Regions from separate parts of the Homo sapiens genome. Here regions 1 and 3 are each linked to region 2. Evidence: chromatin contacts called from ENCODE Hi-C data. All regions are on one chromosome and are shown on one strand. Each heading gives the region's core, a stretch centred on a gene start or an enhancer-like site at or near the end of the contact. The rest is flanking DNA. Distances are from core to core; before and after follow the strand shown.

Region 1 (3,331 bases), core at 85-2,584, 2.7 Mb after region 2:
CCTTTAAAACCAGTTTTAAGATGGATATAAAGCCCTAAAAATCTTGCAGCTTCCACATGCACATCTGAAAAACTTCCAATTTACAAAGGACATTGTGGTATTTTTGGAAAACAAAGGAAAATGACACATACTAATTTCTGTCATTTATTCACGTCATAATCCCCAAAGCTACCTTTATTCCACGACTCTTTCCACCATTTTCCTACAGTCAGCTTTTTTTAAGGCTATAGCCTTTAAAAACTTGAAACAGAAAATTTTAAGGATGCAACCATTAGAAAATGTTCCCATACTACCATTTAACATTCCCCATTTATCATTATGTTTACTATCGTGTAATTTCCAACATAATATTATGAGGTCAAAGGCTCTACGAACGCCGTTTTACAATCTACCTAGGGAGGCAATGGCTGTGAAACACACCACACCAATGACAGGAATGCGGGTCACTGTGACACAACGGATCCCTCTGCAAAGTCAAAGCTAAGAGTTCACTTTACGCTGACGGAGCTTCTTTCCAGGACCCCCACCCCCACCCAAGGACAGGAGAGTGTCGATTTCCCAAGGTGTCTGGCACTGCTTCTTGAAAACGCAGCTCTCATCTGGTTCCTGGAAGGTCATACTGGTTCGCGCAGGGCTCGGGACGGGGCGCTTGGCTTCTGAGGCACCCGCGCTGGCTCCTCACCCGGTGACCTTCAGGCCTCTGCGCTTGGCCTGACCCTAGAAGGGCCACCGCCCTTCACAGCGGGCGGGCACCGTCCCTCCCACGGCCCCGCCGACTGCTGACGCGGTGGCCCCAAGGGTCCAGGCCCGCACTTGCCCCACTCCCGCGGCGCCGTCCCCCATAGTCGGTCCCCGAGGGCCGCGCCCAGCTCCTGCTCGGATTTCAGCCCGCACCGCACCCCAGCCGCCAGGGAACCTTCCAGAACCCTGCCCCTCTGGCTTTCTCCCGAAAGCCCAGGGTCGCCGTCCAGGAAGAAACTTCGATTCATTTATTGAGCGCCGACTGTGTCCAAGGCCGAGGGAGGGGCGGGGTTTCCACGCGGGGAGACCCCCTAGGTTCTCGCCTCGGTAAGCGCCCGCGTTCCAGCACCTCGAGTCGCCCGCGGGCCCCCACCCCTCGGGCCGGGCCCGGTCCTCGAGGAAAACCCACGGCGGGGCAGGAAGGAACGAGGAGAGCCACGCTCCTTGCCCGCCTCGTCCCCTCCACTCCCCTTCACCTCACGGGACCCCAGGGAAGCCGCCGGAGCTAAAATTAGCAACCCGCGCAGCGCGCGCTCACGTGCGCGCGGCCCGGCGGGGGCGGGGAGCAAGGGGCGCGGTCCGGGTGAGTCACCGGCCCCGCCCCACTCGCCAAGAACGCGCTGACGTCAGCCGCTTCCCCGAAGGGTGACGTAAGCGCGCCACGGGGAGGCCGAGGCAGCTGATAGAATGTTCTGAGTTTCGATGCCTTAAAGGGACCAGGCCTGGGATCGTGAAACATCTGGGGAAACGACTCCACTCACTCACCTGCAGACTGAGAGCCCATCTTGTACCGTGTTATACTTTAAGAGAGTTGACTGTTGAGATGATGATGAAAACGGAAGAACAACTGAGCCTAGTTGGAGGCTCTTTGAAGTCCCAGAACCTCCTCCTGGAAGCCCTCTTTGGTTAACCAGATGGACATCTCAGTTGCCCTCTGAGCCTGAACCAAGTGTCAGGAAGAGTTTTCTATGGCCCTTGACTCCTTAACTCTTTGCTTATAGCGTCTCTGCTCTCTGATGCCTCTGCTGTCAGAGAAAGGCTGTGGTTTAAATATTTATTTATGAATCCATCAGCTTGGGCCAACTAGGTCCATTTATCACCGTTTTGACTGTGTCTAAACTGTCATTAGTGGTGTGACTAGAAACCAGTTAATTTCGCTGGGTGGTAAATTCGTGGACTGATCTCCAAACCCTCCTACTGTGCTAATGTTGCCAATGGAAGTTTCCAGAGGCCAGGATCCCTGGCCAACACGTGATCGTAAACAACATCAGGGCCTCACAGGGAACTCACAATTTACTGAGGTTTGCTCTGTGCCAGGTGTTTTCATGATCCTCCATCCCCTTGTCGTTTAGTCCTCTTCTCTGAGTCCTCCCCATTTTACTGATGAGGACGGAAATCGAGGCACACGATTAAGCGTTTCCCTGGGTCACACAGCTAATGAATGGCGAGCTGGAAGTCAGTCCCAGGTCATCAGACTCCGAAGTCCATGGTTTTGGTGATGAAGGTGGGCTGTGAAATGTGTGTCTTATTCTATGCATGTGAGTCCGCTGGAACCAACTTTTCCACTTGGAACACAATCTCAGTGCCTTTCAGCAGGTAACCGGCGCCAGACCAGATCTCCAGAGATGGAGGTGGTCGGCCTCAGGGCCCAGCCATGAGAAGGTGTATGAGGAGGCATCGCATCAGGCGCCCACCCTGTGCTTGCAGGGCCTGACCATGAGCGCCGCCTTCAGTTTTACACCTTAGGCACCCCACTTGGCTCCCCTTCGTCCCAGCCCTGCCAGACCCACCCTTGACTCTGTGTTTCCTTTCTGGAAACTCGAGAGGCCATTTCTACTTAAAGAGTCCTCACCTGGCCTACCAGCGACCAGATCTGCCCAAGTGCAGAAGAAACACTTGGTTATCTCCTCTTTCATCGTCCCCGCTCGAGCATAAAACAACAGAAAGTTTCCTATCGGAACAGCATGCTTGTGCCAAAAACAAATTAGAAACAACAACAACTTCTCAAAATTTTGAGCAAAATGATGGTGACCGTGTTCTGGAAATGGAGCAAAGTGAGTGAGCCACTGTCACTGTTACATCTGACAATCACTACTGGTACTTGGCTAAATATTGCAGCCACCTCTTCAGGCTACACATGTCAGGTGTACCAGAAGCACCTTCCGCCTCCAGCTCACTTCTGGGAGATATTTAGAGCTGACTCCTCTCCCCTCCCCAGTCTCCAGCCACCAGCAAGCTCTCTCCTTGGTGTCCCCAGCTCCTGCCCCTCATGCTGATAGAAGCATTGCCCGCTGTTCTTCCTGTTCTTACAGGTTTCCTAGTGCCTGTGACCAAACACCTTGTGTGTGCTCCCCAGGAGAGAAAACCGCTAGCAGCCTCAGGTATTGTTGGGGGTGGGGAGGATGGGGGTTCTGTGGGGACAGGAACTTCTTCCTCTGTATTGGGGGTGGACACACACACGGAAACTTAGAGCGGTGTACTACCTCCAGGCCAACCAGGCAAGTCCCTGTTTTATAACTAAGGTCTAGGTGAGGTGGCCTGCCCGGGGTCCCATGGCCTGTTAGGGGTAGAGATTTCTAGTCACTTGACT
Region 2 (3,307 bases), core at 571-3,070:
AAAGGATGGCTCTTTATTGCTATAGCCAAGTTATACTGTGGTCAGCACCTTAAAATATATGATGACATCTTGCAAACAGGCTTTTGTTGACCTAAGTGACTGTACCTTTTATCTTGAAATTACATAGAAGACAAATGGCTATTTATGGGTTCCTTGGCTGGCCCAGCTGCTGGGCACCACCCGCTCTGTTTGCATGTGTTCCTCATATTCTCCGGCCCTGTCCTCCCATCCCCACCCCAGCCTCTCCGAATCTAATTAGGAATAGTAGATGGTCACTAGAACTGACAAGAATCGCATTCTAATGGTTTTATTACAACTTCTATGGTGTGACACAGTATCAGGGAAAACCCAAATTTCCCACAGTAGCACTCCAATAGCAGAGCTATTATTTTGCTTCTCATTTCTCTCATTTTGGACGCTCCTGTTTTACCGTAAATATTCAAGTGAATTCTGCGGCTTATGATTTAAGCACTCTGTTTCTATAGAACATGGTAGCATAAGTTACTATTAGGAAAAGGATCTCACCATCTTTATCCTGTGGTCTCAAGCAGCCCTGCACACTTGCAAATCCCTAGAATACTGAGTCTACTTTTATATTTTTGCTTTTTCCTGTTTATTTAGGTGTTATTTAAATACATTAAAATTCACCCATTTTAACTGTACAGTTTAACTTTTCTTATGTATACAAGGTGTAACTACTAGCATGATCAAAATGTAAGATGGTTCCTTTACCTTCAAAAGCTTTTCCATCCCCTTTTGTCCGAGTTCAGTTATGAGACACTGGATTGGGTTTCACAGCCTTTTCTAGCATTGACTGGGGTGATTTCAGTAAAGTCACTTTACCTCTCTAGATGTGTTTCTGCTGTTGTTAAATGGGGAATGCTGGAACAGATTTGTTTGCGGGGACTCTTCCAATACTTTCAGAAAATGCGAGAATAGGGTGAGGGTGGGAATCTCAGACTTGTGGGCCCCATGATTGATATAACACACACAGGCGGCAGACCCTAATGGGTAAAAGCATGTGGTTGCATCAGTTAAGGTTTTTCTCTCTTCTCTTGCTAGCGTGTTATCTTTTCTTTTCTTTTCTTCTTTTTTTTTTTTTTCGAGATGGAGTCTAGCTTTTGTCGCCCAGGCTGGAGTAGGCTGGAGTGCAGTGGAGTGATCTCGGCTCATTGCAACCTCCACCTCCCGGGTTCCAGCGATTCTCCTGCCTCACCTCCTGAGTAGCTGGGATTACAGGCGCCCGCTACCACGCCCGGCTGATTTTTGTACTTTTAGTAGAGACGGGGTTTCACCATGTTTGGCCATGCTGGTCTCGAACTCCTGACCTCAGGTGATCCGCCCATCTCGGCCTCCCAAAGTGTTGAGATTACAGGCGTGAGCCACCGCGCCCGGCCGCTAGCGTGTTATCTTTTCTAAGCATCAGTTTCCTTATCTGCAACACCAGGCTTATTAACAAGACCTATCTGTACACTGTTGTGGTGATGAAGTGAGATGTTCAGGCACCCTTAAATGTTGGTTGATATTTTTATTGCAGTATACTGTAAAGTCACTGCATTCGACTATCTCCGCTACTACACATTTACGCAGACTGATTTCCATAACCAAAACACAAGCACAAAGCTCATGCCCCCGACTCACGCAACCCGGGAAGCCCAGCTGCCCACGTTCTAGGGCTCTGAGAACACTAGTGAACGAACTCCCGTGCTTTCAAAGAGCTGCGGTAGGGGGCAGAACCGGGAACCGGATGTTCTAAGCCTGTCGTACGAGCGCGACGTAAAGCGGATCTGCTTTATGGCACCTTGCTTTCGCCGTAAAGCGCAGTCAGCGAGCCCACGTGCTTGTGTTGACTGGACAACTTCCTGGTGGAAAACCGCGACTCTTGCAAGTGGGCAAACTTGACGTTTTCGCTATGGGCAAACGCGGGAGCCGGAGCCAGAGCCAGCTACTCAACACCCTAACTAAAAAGCAGAAGAAACATCTTCGAGATTTCGGCGAGGAGCATCCCTTCTATGACAGGTCTGAAGGGGCGTGGCAGGGCTCCCCAGTCGCCAGAGATGTATCCTCGAGTTTGGTCCTCTGGTCTCCCAGATAGTGCTGCTCCGGCCTTTTCCCACTATTCCCTGGCTCCCGCTGTGCTCGGCCGGGGAGATTCTGGCGCCATCCCGCCGGGAGATGGAGTGCTTCACGGGCCTTTTTGTTGAGCCTGTAATTTCCTGCTAAGAGGCACGCCCGTTGTGTGGGGGAGGATTTTTTTTTTTTTTTTAAGACGGTGTTTCGCTCTGTCGCCCAGGCTGGAGTGCAATGGCGCGATCTTGGCTCACTGCAACCTCTGTCTCCTCCCGGGTTCAAGCGATGCTCCTGCCTCAGCCTCCCGTGTAGCTGGGATTACAGGCGCCCGCCACCAAGCCCGGCTGATTTTTTGTATTTTTAGTAGAGATGGGGTTTCACCATGTTGGCCAGGCTGGTCTTGAACTCCTGACCTCAGGTGATCCACCCACCTCGGCCTCCCAAAGTGCTGGGATTACAGGCGTGAGCCACCGCGCCCAGCTATGGGGGCGGATTTTTGTGTGGTCAGAGATCTAGGAATTTTTTGTAGACACACATATATATATGTATATATATAATTTTTTTTTTTTAAGACAGAGTCTCGCTTTGTCGCCCAGGCTGGAGTGCAGTGGCGCGATCTCAGCTCACTGCAACCTCCGTCTCCCGGGCTTAAGCGATTCTCCTGCCTCAGCTTCCCGTGTAGCTGGGATTACAGGCGCCCGCCATCACACCCGATCAATTTTTTGTATTTTTAGTTGAGACGGGGTTTCACCATGTTAGCTAGGGTGGTCTCGAACTACTGACCTCGGGTGATCTGCCCGCCTTGGCCTCCCAAAGTGCTGGAATTACAGGCGTGAACCACCGCGCTTGGCCTGTTTTTATAATTATTTTTAACTTACATAAAATGATTGTACATATTTGTGGGATACAGTGTGATATTTTGATAACAATACATGTACCCAATGTGTAATGATCAAATCCGGGTAATTAGCATATTCATCATCTCAAACATCAATTCTTTGCGTTGGGAACATTGAAAATCCGCTCTTCTAGCCATTTGAAAATATACAATAAATTGTTAGTTATAGTCACATCATATGTTGTGTGTGTTTTTAAAGAATTTGTTGGGACATCATTGATCTTTGCAATTACGATAAGGAACTAAGTGTATTAGTAGTTGTGGTTTCTCTAGAAATGTCTAGGTGCAGTTATGATCTCAATGCTCATCCCACTACTTTGGGCTGCTTTGTCATCAGTT
Region 3 (3,197 bases), core at 1-2,500, 2.0 Mb after region 2:
AGGTCAAGGGAGCTGTTCACCGAGGCACGAAGTATGTCACAATATATTTAGCAAATGATAACACAATTCCCATTCAGTAATCGGTGGCCGTCCCCGCACCGTGTCTCACTGCGGTCGTCTATTGGACTTAGAAAAATAGATCCACTCGCTTCAGACAACCTCAGGATCTCCAAACTGAAGACACAAGTGACATGACCGAAACAGGGTCCCCTCAATAAGATTTCCCAGATACTGAGGACCTCAGTCTCCTCACCACCACGATTCCTGCACACCGATGCATTCCTTTAAAAGGTCTCTGGCTCTAGCGAAGAGTTACCCTCAAAATTCTCATTTGTAGCAATAGGGTTTTTGTTTCCCTTTTTTTTTTAAGAAAAAAAATGGGGGGCCTAGAAAAAAAGCTTACAAGGTGAGAGGAAGAAAGTAGGGGGTTATAATGCGAAAAAGAGGAAGGACAGGAGTAGGGGGAAGGGAGCAAAAGCCAGAAAGAGGTAAAAGCCAAGGAACTGGGGATGAAGAGAATGAGATTTCCGACCAGAGGGCAAGGAAGCAGGGGATGATGAAAGGGGCAGAGAAGAGGCGACCGCAGCGCGGGGAGCCGGTGGAGCCTGCAGCGGTTTCCGCGGATGTGGAAGGGTCGTGGCGGCGGGCGCGGCCCGCGCGCCGGGCTCACCTCGGCGGGCGCGGACGGCGGGCGGCTGCGGAGAGCGGGGGCGGGTGTCCCCCGCCGAGGGGTCGCGGTCATGGACGCGGTGGCGGCCCAAGCGGCCCGAGGCGCTGCGCGAGCGGGCGCGCTGGCGCCCTACTCCCCTCGCGGCTGCCTGCGGACAGAGGGACGGCGGGGACTCAGAGGCCGGACCTGTCACCCGGGCGGGTCCCGGGGAGGCGGGCGGATGCCCCGCGCCCCCGCCTCCTCCCCGGGGCCTACCGCGCCCTCGTCCCTCAGGCCGCTGCCGCCTCCCCGGGCCACGCGACGACGACACCCCCTTCCCCGCCCCCAGCGCCTCCCCTGGCCCGGCTCCGCTGCCGCTCTGGGGCCTGCGACCGCGGAGCCGGAGGTTACCTCGGGCTGGCCGGGCCCCAGCCGGGGCTTTGGGAGTCAGAGGAGCCGGAAGAATGCATGGCCGGCGGCGGGGCCGGCGGAAGAAGGCGGTGGCGGGGCCCTGCCCCGCTCCGGCTGTGGCGCGGCCCGCGCCCGTTCCCCGGCGGCGCCGAGACTCGGTCCCCAAGGGCCCGGCCGCGTTCGCCCGGACTGGCGGGGAGGGGCGGCGGGAGGAAGCGGCGGGAGTCGGGACTGCGGCGGAGCCGCTCCCACAGCGCCCTCTAATGAAAGCGCCGCCGCCGCTGCCTGGCCCGCTTGCCCCGCCTGGCCCGCTCCCCCTACCCCTGCGCCAGCGAGTCGGGGCCCTCGGGGCTACCTGGACGCTCGGCCAGGACCTCAGTGAGTCCAGAACATACTGAGGGAAAGGGCCGCTCGGAAAGATCTAGGAATGAACACCCATCCTCACACCCCAGGAGTGCCTTGGTTTCAGTTGAGAGCCCCCTTTCAGCCAACACGGCCGCCTTTCATTGTTAGGGCTCTCTTCTCTGCCCAAACTAGGAACCTGTCTCCTTGACGGCTAAATGTCCACTTTTCATTCTTAATGAAACCCGGTTGCACTCATGGCTTTTCTTCTTAACCTCTGCAGTGTATTATTGTCTAGAGTTTCAAATTCATTCTTTTTACGGTCAAAAGTCTTGTTTCAGGAAAGCAGCTGGAACATTAATGGCAATTCCACTTTCCCATTCATCGCCCCCGCCCCCACCACCCCACCAAGAAACTCAGTGGGAATGAATGGTCTACACAGAGAAACTGAAATCTGGTTAGTCAAGAAGGAAAAAACAACCAAGTGCCTGGCATTAAGTAAGTACTCACCCGCCCGCCCTCCCCCGCCCGCCATAAAAAGAAAAACCGAAAAGACAAAAAACAGTGGCCATGGGAACTCCTAGACAGACCCCGTCACTTGGGATACTATAGCTGCATTCTGGTTCAAAGGCTGGACCACCTGAAGGAAAATAGAGAAATAGTCCATTGACCTACCCCCTTGAGCATTCTTAAATGATCTGCCTAAATTTTAGTTTTTAAAAATCCTGTTTATAAAACCTTATGTCCCTTAAGCACATTTGTAAATGGAGGGGATGGGGCAGGGCAGATTTCACACTCCCTAGGGAACTGCCATATTTGAATCAGAATGCCACCTATTCTGCCTATTTTGAAAATGTTCATCACAGCGTTTGCTCTGGACTCTCAACTTTCTCTAATTTCAGTTCCTCTTAGGTCCACAGGTGAAGGAAAGATATGCCCCATTCTATTCCTTGCATTCTCTCTTTATTGACAAGGTAGTAAGATCTTTAAATAAATCTCATGAGAGAGATAATATATATACTTTATTATTCAAAATATGTCATTATATTCTTCAGTAAGATAGGTGAGGTACATATTTATTTCCACAATCAAGAATAAACTCTAAGGATTCCATCTGGTCCATGCAATTCAGCTTTCCCACATGCTGCGTAAACGTTGGCTGACACCTGGAGAGAGATAACCTACAATGGGATTTACACGTGATTCCTGGATCAGGGACCATCTGCCAGAGGACCAGACACAGCAGCACTTGATGAAATGCAATTAGTACCAGGCCCAGAATTCATTTTCAGGCTCAGAAAAGAGCCAGAGGTTGGGCAGGACCTCTGGCTCTTTAGTGTACAAAAACAACACTTGAAGTGTCTACCAAAGAGACAGATTCTTCAGCATCATACCAGAACATTTTAATAATCTAGGTCCAGTGGACCTGAGAACCTGCTTTTTAAAAAGCGTCATAGGTGATTCTGATGCAAGTAGTATGCAGACCTTGCTTTAAGAAACCCTGACTTAGAGGTATTCTGAGATGATCACATTCTCTTCTAGACCCTTCATAATTTTAAATCATTTGATCATATGTGTTCTCATGTGTGTTAGTCAGCTAGAGCTGCCATAACAAAATACTGCAAACTGGGTGGCTTAAACAACAGAAACTTATTTTCTCGAAGTTCTGAAGGCCAAGATCAGAGATCAAAGTGTGGGGAGGTCTGGTTTCTTCTGAGGCCTGTCCCCTCGGCTTGCTGATCACCATCTCTCATTGCAGAATTCTGCCATTTCAGTACCTCCTTATGGAAGGAGT

The links. Hi-C counts contacts between places; a loop is a spot of excess contacts on that map. Pooled maps may share reads with other maps.
Region 1: a loop to region 2 is called in a pooled map, with 14 times the contacts of the local background. The contact joins the enhancer-like site here to the promoter of UTP25 in region 2. A Hi-C loop is called at or near these places in 6 of 50 pooled maps.
Region 3: a loop to region 2 is called in a pooled map, with 6 times the contacts of the local background. The contact joins the promoter of LPGAT1 here to the promoter of UTP25 in region 2. A Hi-C loop is called at or near these places in 5 of 50 pooled maps.

Annotation. Positions count from the first base shown.
Region 1 is chr1:212,557,702-212,561,032 of GRCh38, forward strand. No RefSeq gene overlaps it. Among named protein-coding and RNA genes, the nearest start is that of LINC01740, 14 kb to the left of the region's middle. RefSeq lists enhancers at 789-1,526, 906-1,035, 1,536-1,675 and a silencer at 1,096-1,365. Within about 2 kb of position 1,335, at least 38 of the 41 ENCODE cell types and tissues checked have a DNase peak (open chromatin) inside an H3K27ac peak, as active enhancers do.
Region 2 is chr1:209,826,152-209,829,458 of GRCh38, forward strand. UTP25 (UTP25 small subunit processome component) reads left to right here and starts at 1,821. Exons shown (of 12, transcript NM_014388.7): 1 at 1,821-2,019. The coding sequence starts at 1,913. RefSeq lists an enhancer at 1,861-1,910.
Region 3 is chr1:211,829,513-211,832,709 of GRCh38, forward strand. LPGAT1 (lysophosphatidylglycerol acyltransferase 1) reads right to left here and starts at 1,251. Exons shown (of 8, transcript NM_014873.3): 1 at 1,061-1,251. LPGAT1-AS1 (LPGAT1 antisense RNA 1) reads left to right here and starts at 1,449. Exons shown (of 6, transcript NR_135820.1): 1 at 1,449-1,528; 2 at 1,744-1,900. RefSeq lists a silencer at 676-1,435.